Linked DNA regions of Homo sapiens: region 1 is linked to region 2. A link is an interaction called in ENCODE POLR2A ChIA-PET data of the cell type or tissue named here. Cell type or tissue: GM12878. All regions are shown on one strand. Each heading gives the region's core, and the rest is flanking DNA. Links, peaks and the distances in the headings are about the cores only.

Region 1 (4,395 bases), core at 202-4,201, 130 kb after region 2:
CTCACCAGTCCCCATCTCCAACACTGCGGATCATATTTCAATAAGAGATTTGAAGGGAACAAACATCCAAACCACATCCATACCTTAGACATCCTCCTAAGTGCTCCCAGACTACGTGAGCAAACGTTTTGAAGGGTTTCTACGGAGATGGTGGGGCCAGGACCACAAAAACACTGTGCAGTGATTTATTTGTTTTCTCTCTCAGGTTAATAACTGTGAGGAAAAGAGGTCATACACCTGTTGTTTCTACAGAATGGTGTATTAGCATAGACCCTTGGCACTGATCCCTGATGGTGGAGCATGGCTGATGTTCTGTGCAAAGGAGGGTGAGATCCCTGTGAGTAATTCTCCTTCCCTGTAAACAAACACCTCTCACAACATGAGGATTACGGGGCAAGGGTGTGCAGGGGGCACCTTGTGCAGCCTGAAAACCATGTTAATCTTAAAGCTTTACTATCAGCACAGCCCAGCCCTGCTGATCTACCCCCAGTGGAAGCTGGAATGCTCTCATTTTCCATGCCCTTCACCTCCCTAGAACTGAGCTTCCAATACACCTTGCCCATTTTCCCTTGCCTACCTATCCTCTGCCAACTCTGGTAAGTGCCTCACTTTACTTTCCAGGAGAACGTGGTTTTAGTTATTAATTTTTCACCCCTATTGCCTAGTAGCTGCCCATCTTTGACTTGGAAGGAAGGTTACACTTGCTTTGTTGATTGTTATGGCCCCCATCCACCTCCATCAAAAAGACCCTTGTGGCTGGGCATGGTGGCTCATGCCTATAATGAAAGTGTTTTGGGAGGCCGAGGTGAGGTAAGAGGATTGCTTGAGGGAAGGAGCTTGAGACCAGCCTGGGCAACATAGCAAGATCCCGTCTCTACAAAAAAATGAAAAAACTAGTGGATTGTGGTGGTACAGGTGTCCCAGCTACGCAGGAGGATCACCTGAGCCCAGGAGCTCCAGGCTGCAGTGAGTTATGATCACCCCACTGCACTCCAGCCTCGGCAATAGAGTGAGACCCTGTCCCTACAAAATTTTTTTTTAAAAATTAGCTAGGTACCTGCAGTTTTAGCTACTTGGGAGGGTGAGGTGGGATGATTTCTTGAGCCAAGGAATTTGAGGCTGCAGTGAGCTCTGATCGCACCACTGCACTCCAGCCTCCATGACAGAGTGAGACTCTGTCTCTTAACAAAAAAGACCCCTGTGGTTTCTCAGCACTTCTGGAGGCCCTATCTTCAGCATGCTCTGAAACAAACCACCCTGGTTCTTTGTCTCTGGCCTTTGTATCTCACTATTATGGCCTTGCCACCTCTTCTGTGGCTGCTGACCCTGGAGAGGTCACCTCCCCTGCCCCAGCACTGTGACTTTCCCAGTGTGGATTCAGGAAAACGGACGCTGCTTTTTCTCCCCTGCATGACTCTGTCCTAAGAGTCCACAGCCTTGCCCTAATTTCCCAAAACACAGCTGAGGCCAGTGGAAAAGTTTTCATATGGCTAAACTTTAGGTTCAACGATACTCCAAAAAAAAATCAAAATTTCTCTACGAGTGTGGATCCAAGCTAGAGTCTTCTACACAGCCAGCATCCTATTTGATACCTGGGCAGTGTCCACTGAACAGGGGCAGTCCACGCACACCCAGCACCCTTGAGGCTCAGAGCTCCCTGTGACTCATTGTCAGGAGAAACTGTCCCCTCCAATGCCAAGTGATATGGTTTGGCTGTGTCCCCACCCAAATCTCATCTTGAATTGTAGCTCCCATAATCCCCACATGTTGTGGGAGGGACCTCGTGGGAGGTAACTGAATCGTGGGGGCAGGGTTTTCCCCTGCTGTTCTTGTGATAGTAAGTCTCATGAGATCTGATGGTTTTATAAAGGGCAGTTTTTGCTTTTGCCTGCCACCATGTAAGATGTGACTTTGCTCCTCCTTTGCCTTCCTCCATGATTGTGAGGACTTTCCAGCCACATGGAACTGTGAGTCCATTAAACCTCTCTCCTTTATAAATTACCCAGTCTCAGGTATGTCCTTATAGCAGTGTGAGAATGGACGCAAGAGAAGAAGTTTACTCCCCACCTGTATCTCAAAGCCACTTTGCTGGATCTTCAATTTTTGCCTTTCCCCAGGAAGATGGGAGGTGAGAGCACTGAAGTACTTCAGAGAAGATCCCAGGTCTATATACTCTGGACCTCTGTCCCCAGTACTCAACCTCAGTCACTTTGTTAATAAAATTAATGAATAGATCAATGTTCCATCTTCTTCCAAAGGAGATTCAAGGAACTGAGGTTTTCAGGTTACTCTGTATGGATATGCTTTGGTGGATCTGGTCTTTCCAGACGCAGTCTTCATCCTCACGTCTTTATGATGTTTCCCATCAAGGCAGTAAGATGTGCAATAATAGAAGGTAAGGCTTGTGTTTCCTCTCTTCTGACTTCCCTGCACTCTATCCCTATGCTGATCTAGCTACACACACACACACACACACACAAACACACACACACACACACACACACACACACACACACTCAAGACCTAAGACAGTGAATTGCACATAGCACAAACTATACGATCACTAGATTTATTTTCTCACAAGGATTCTGAACAACTGAAAGGTTAAAAACTGTACATTATGCCTGCCCTCAGGTTACAGATATTTGCTCTTTTCAGTTTTAAAACACCAACTTTATTTCTTTTATGTAATTGAAAATTGTTTCAACTTTTTATTTTCGTGGGTCCATAGTAGGTGTATATATTTACGGGGTACATGAGACGTTTTGATACAGGCATGCAATGTGTAATGATCACATCATGGAGAATGGGGTGTCCAACCCCTCAAGCATTTATCTTTAGTGTTATAAACAATGCAATTATAGTCTTTTCGTTATTTTAACATGTACAATGAAATTATCATTGACTATTGTCACCCCGTTGTGCTATCAAATAATAGTGGGTCTTATTAATTCTCTCTCTTTTTTTTTTGAGACGGAGTCTCGCTCTTTCGCCCAGGCCAGAGTGCAGTGGCGCGATCTCGGCTCACTGCAAGCTCCGCCTCCTGGGTTCACGTCATTCTTTTTTAGAGATGTAGTCTCACTCTGTCGCCCAGGCTGGAGTGCAATGACACAATCTTGACTTACTGCAACCTCCACCTCCCATGTTCAAGCAATTCTTCTGCCTCAGCCTCCTGAGTAGCTGGGATTACAGGCACGTGCCACCACACCTGGCTGGTTTTTGTATTTTTAGTAGAGATAGGGTTTCTCCATGTTGGCCAGGCTGGTCTTGAACTCCTGACCTCAAGTGATATGCCCGCCTCAGCCTCCTAAAGTGCTGGGATTACAGGCGTGAGCCACCGGACCTGATCTTATTCATTCTTTATAACTATGTTTTTGTGTTGATTAAACATCCCCACCTCTCCCCAACCCCCCGTGATTGAAAAAAAAATTTAAAGTTTTTTCCCCCAGTATTTCTTTAGTTGCAGCCTCTGTCCCAGCGAATGACTTCCTTGGACCTCTGAATAAGTAGGTCTAATTCATTCTTTCTAACTATATTTTTTTGTACCCATTAAACATCCTCACTTCCCCCCTCCACCCTCTGTAACTGAAAAAATATTTTAAGTTTTGGCCCCAGTATTTCTCCAGTCGCATCCTCTGTCCCAGCTAACTGCTTCTTTGGGCCTCTGTGGTGTGCATGGTGTTGCTTGTTTGCTACTGGCTTTCTAAACTGCTGCACACTCATCTTTCAGCCTATGGAGACCTCTCACCATCTGCCGCGGCTCTTTCATGTGCAAATAGTCAGGCATTTCACATCCAAGCTCTTTGCTGCTTCTTTGTTTCTTCTAGGGAGAGAAACGAGCTTGTGTTATAGTTCTTGTTCTCTGTCATTCATAAATTTGAAAAATAAATAAATAAAAGGTATTGCTGGTGAGATATTTGGAAAAATTCTTGTTCCTGGCATCTCCCCAATTAACAAGTGAGTCTTTTGTGGCTCTCTTTAGCCTTGCGAGGTCTGGCAGGCTATGTTTTTCTCACAAAACCTTGAAGCCTGAGTCAGTGGCAATGTTCTGTATCTCTTCTGGCTTGTCACAGCTGAGCAACACATGAGAAAAATGCTAGTCTTCTTCACTCAGGCTTAGGAATGAGGCCTCAAAGGGTTTTGCAATTGAAGGCATTTTGCTTATGGGTCAGCGGATGTTATGTAATGTAATATTGTCAATATAGTTCCTAGGCTCTTAATTATTTGCCTCTTGGTTGTGGCAACACAAACAGAGAACACACAGTCACCTGACTACTCAAATTCCAATAAATACAGGAACATGATTCATTCAAGAAAAGCAATAAAAGAGAGACTTCCCCCCCATTCAGCATAAGCTGAATATAGTATCTTCACACATCGTCTTTACCCTAGAGC
Region 2 (4,395 bases), core at 117-4,116:
TCTAAGGAGAATCTACAGTGTATATGTAAATAAACAGCTTTCTTCTTCAGGTGTCAACAAAACCCATGACCGTTATGATGTCAAGGAACTAAAGCACCCGACCTCCATACAAGTGTTCCTGAGTGCGACATTTTCTCCTTCCAAACTACTAGTACCACAACTTTAGACTTAGGCTCTGTGGGCAGGTCCCTTATCTGATGAAAGAGGAAACAATGCTTCTGCTCACACATGTGTGCACATACGTACACACACATAAACCGGGTATGTTAGCACAGCATCATGTATATGCTATGATACATTTATTCTAATCGGCAAATGGCCCAAACCTATGTTTACCATAAGGTTTCATCACTTTTTTTAAAGAACAGCTATACCACATGTAATGCCTCACACCGAGTTCAAGGTCTGCTAAAAATCAGACTTTTTTTTAAAACCTGGACTATTGTAAAGGTAGGCCACGTTTATCTTATACATAAGCAGTTGATCTTTAAGATATTTCATCTTATTGGTGCTAGCTAGTCCTAACAGATTGCTAAAGAATTCACTGATGCAAAGAAGCATGGTTGAGTCTCTGTGATGTGCCAGCCCTGGGGAGGAATGGAGAGGTGAACATGGCACCACCCTGTTTTCAAGGTTGGCACAGTATTGAAGGGGAGATAGACAAAATAAACCTGCAAGTCACAAAGCAATGTAATGATAGAGGCAGCATGTGCCACATGTCAATGACAAACCATGTGAGAGGGATCAACCATCAGGTTGGGGTGGGCCGTGGCTAGGGGAGAGGCAGTGGAGGCTGCAATTCAGCTGCGCATCTAAAGTTAAGAAGAAGCTTTTTAAGATCTTGAAGCTGTTATTCCCCACTTTTATACTATGTGCCCATCTCATGGACATGCTGTCTCTGTTGCCCAATGAGGGAATGGCTAAAAATGACTCAGGCTGTGGAACATGGCCTCCTTCAGTCTATTGTCCATGCCATGGCCTGAGTAATCCTTTAAAATCGTAAGCCAGATCACATTACACTCCAGCTGAAGTTCCTCCAATGACTTCTCATCTAATTAAGAGTAAAAGCCAAAGTGCATGGGCCAGCCTAAAAAATCAACATTATTTGGAAATCTCCTTTCTACCCCATCTTATCTCCGCCTACTTTTCTTCTCGTTCCTTTTTTTTTTTCCCAGTCATCAGAAAAGCCATGCTCCCACCTCTAGGCCACCACACTTACCGTTCCCTCTGCCTGGGACTCTCTTCCCCCAGATAGCATCTCTTGCCATAAAGGAAGGACTTCTCTCAGGGAGAAGCAGTCCCTGACCACTCAGTCAAAACCACATTCTTTTCACATTACTCTCCATCCTCCTAGACTATTTTATTTTTCTTCATGATGTTACTTATCATCTGACACAGTACAGATTTTATATTTGTTCATTTCCTGTCTACCCTAAGTCCTCTTAAAATGGAACTTTCCTGAGCATGGGCACGGACATGTTTTATTCTCGGCGTTATCCCTGATGTTTAGAAGAGTACCTGTCATAGTGTGTTCAGCAGACATCTGTTGAAAGAATGACTTCCAGCACTTTGGGAGGCCGAAGCGGGCGGATCATGAGGTCAGGAGTTCGAGACCAGCCTGGCCAACATGGTGAAACCCCGTCTCTACTAAAAATACAAAAAATTAGCTAGGCGTGGTGGCGGGCGCCTGTAATCCCAGCTGCTCAGGAGGCTGAGGCAGGAGAATCACTTGAACCTGGGAGGCGGAGGTTGCAGTGAGCCGAGATTGCACCACTGCACTCCAGCTCTGGTGACAGTGCGAGACTCCGTGTAAAAAAAAAAAAAAAAAAAAGAATGACTTAAGAGAGAATGCAACTGGAGCATTTCTTCATTAATACAGGCTGCAATTGTGGTGGCACAATGGGCAAGATCTGCACTTACTTCTTTCAAGGAAGAGATATCACAGGGATGGTGGGGTTATCCCACTCCTGATCAGAATTTAGATTCACTGACTGCACCAATGGTGGGGCTTGATCTTGACCACTGGGCCAAAACAGATGGAGATATACATTAAACAAAGAATTCCCTCTAATCACCACTTCTATTATCAATCAAAAGTATTTGTATATTTACTTTTGTGTACAAAAATTTAACCTCCTGAATGTGATCGCTTTATCTTCTGTTCTTGGTCATTCAAACCACTTTCCCAGAAAAATTTAATTGCACAAAAGGCAGCATGCAAATGCTCTTTAATTTTAGTTTCTGTTCCTTCTTTAAAATCCATTTTCAGTGTAACAATATCGGGCCCAGTGAAAGTTTCTATTGTAGTGAAACGCTTTTTTTTTTTTTTTTTTTTTTTTTTTTTTTTTTTGAGATGGAGTCTCACTCCGTTGCCCAGGCTGGAGTGCGGTGGCGTGATCTCGGCTCACTGCAACTTCCGCCTCCCAGGTTCAAGCAATTCTCCTGCCTCAGCCTCCTCAGGAGCTGGGACTACAGGCACGCACCACCACGCCTGAATAATTTTTTGTAATTTTAGTAGAGACAGGGTTTCACCGTGTTAGCCAGGATGGTCTAGATCTCCTGACCTCGTGATCTGCCCACCTCGGCCTCCCAGAGTGCTGGGATTACAGGGGTGAGCCACTGCACCTGGCTCTTTTTTTTTTTTTTTTTTAGTATAAAATTTCCCTTTACCTCATGCAATTTCAAGTTATCAATCAGTACATTTATATGATTGATTGAATTTGGTGTGTGCTAAAAATTTGCTGCTCAAGGAAATCAACTTTTTATTTCTCCTATTAGGCGTCTGTTCATCGTGTGTGGTTCAAGGAGGAAATTCGTGGCTGCAGAGATTTGAAAACCACAGACGAGGGGAATATATTCAACCCAGTTTTGACCTGTTTCTGCTTCTGTATATTGTGCATTAACTAGAAGTGATGTGAAGAAATGGAACAGAAGAGAAAATGAGGCTGTGTATTGGAAAACATTTGTCAGCCTGCCCTGGCCAACTGTGAACACAGATTCCTAGAAGAATCAGTGAAAATCTCATCACTGGGGTTATTTGCAGCCAGACTGGTCCAGATAGTTGAGATTTTACTGTAGGGAGTGATTGTTTCTGGACCCCTTAAGGCCTGGGAGAAGGAGGAGTGATGATGATCTCATTGTCTATTCCCTTTTGTGATGGGTATTGATTAGTGCCAAGCCAATAACCAAGGCAATTCCAGTCCATAATAAAAAGCAACACAACAGCAGTCCCAATGATCAGTCAGCAATTTGGAAGCCAAAGGCAAAGATAAGAAGCCTGCTAGAGATTTACTTGCAGGCTTTATAATGTCATCTCCTTCAAACACTAGCAGAAAGCACAGTATTTCCTTTTGGTCCACCAGCTGCTGTTGAAACAGAGTTTTGATTGTAGTAAGACAGGACATTTGTTTCACTCAGGGCTCACTGACCATGCTGGTCTTCATGTTTTCTACTTAAGACAGTGTCCTTATACAAGCAAATAAGAAAAATGTGCCCTACACGACAATGTACAAGGATACACAGAATGAACAGAGCCAAGACGCCTAAAAGACCCACATACTTTTAGAGCAGAAAAATAAATTCCACTGAGGGTCACTTCTGGAATTTCTATCTTTATTCCTACAGATTGGATTTCCCACCTTTCCGAAGAAGGTAACATGGTCAAGTTCTTCCAAGTCCTAAGAGTCCAACCCAAGCCTTCATTTAAGTTTTCAGTTTAGAGACCAGGTGTGGTGGCTCACGTCTATAATCCCAGCCCTTTGGGAGGCTGAGGCGGGCAGATCACTTGAGGTCAGGACTTGAAGACCAGCCTGGCCAACATGGTAAAACCTCATCTCTACTAAAAATACAGAAAAAATTAGCTGGGCGTGGTGGCACACACCTGTAATCCCAGCTACTGGGGAGGTGGAGGCAGGAGAATCGCTTGAACCCGGGAGGCAGAGGTTGGAGCTGAGATCGTGCCACTGCACTACAGCCTGAGTGACAAAGCAAGACTCCGTCTCAAAAAAAAAGAAAAAAAAAATTCGGTTGAGAATGAAGCCCAGTGTCATCATTTGCTCCCCTAACATGTAAAACCATCTATGTAGAAAAACTGATTCTACTATAATAGAAATGTTTTCTAGAACCTAGACTCCTCTAAACTCATGGCTGCCCATGAATCAGTGCTTGAAGATTGATTTTTACAGCTTACTGAATCATATATTGGTATCTGATTTTTCTTACAGCACTCAAGAAGTTAAGAATTTTCTATTTCAATTGGATTCAAGTGGTTTCTGCCTTTTCTCAGGGTACAAGTTCTACAAGGAGCTGGGAGATAATTTTAAAATAGCCAAAAAATACCCTTTGCATGAGGAAACGATCAGAACGAGAGTCTAGTTATTTCCATTAGGCTGTCCT

What was found. Peaks named below come from ENCODE experiments on the same cell type or tissue, not always from the same donor. Only the 100,000 strongest peaks of a DNase experiment are listed, where the experiment ranks them.
Region 1: POLR2A ChIA-PET joins it to region 2 with 5 read pairs; 2 of 35 experiments call an interaction of 5 or more read pairs at or near these places.

What each region holds. Positions count from the first base shown.
Region 1 is chr10:14,052,983-14,057,377 of GRCh38, forward strand. All of the region lies in intron 2 of FRMD4A (FERM domain containing 4A), which reads right to left. Among named protein-coding and RNA genes, the nearest start is that of FRMD4A-AS3, 19 kb to the right of the region's middle. In GM12878, for the core only: no CTCF peak of the experiment used is centred there; no DNase peak of the experiment used is centred there.
Region 2 is chr10:13,923,252-13,927,646 of GRCh38, forward strand. All of the region lies in intron 2 of FRMD4A (FERM domain containing 4A), which reads right to left. Among named protein-coding and RNA genes, the nearest start is that of FRMD4A-AS2, 66 kb to the right of the region's middle. In GM12878, for the core only: no CTCF peak of the experiment used is centred there; DNase peaks (open chromatin) are centred at 2,250 and 2,832; H3K27ac peaks cover 1,341 bases.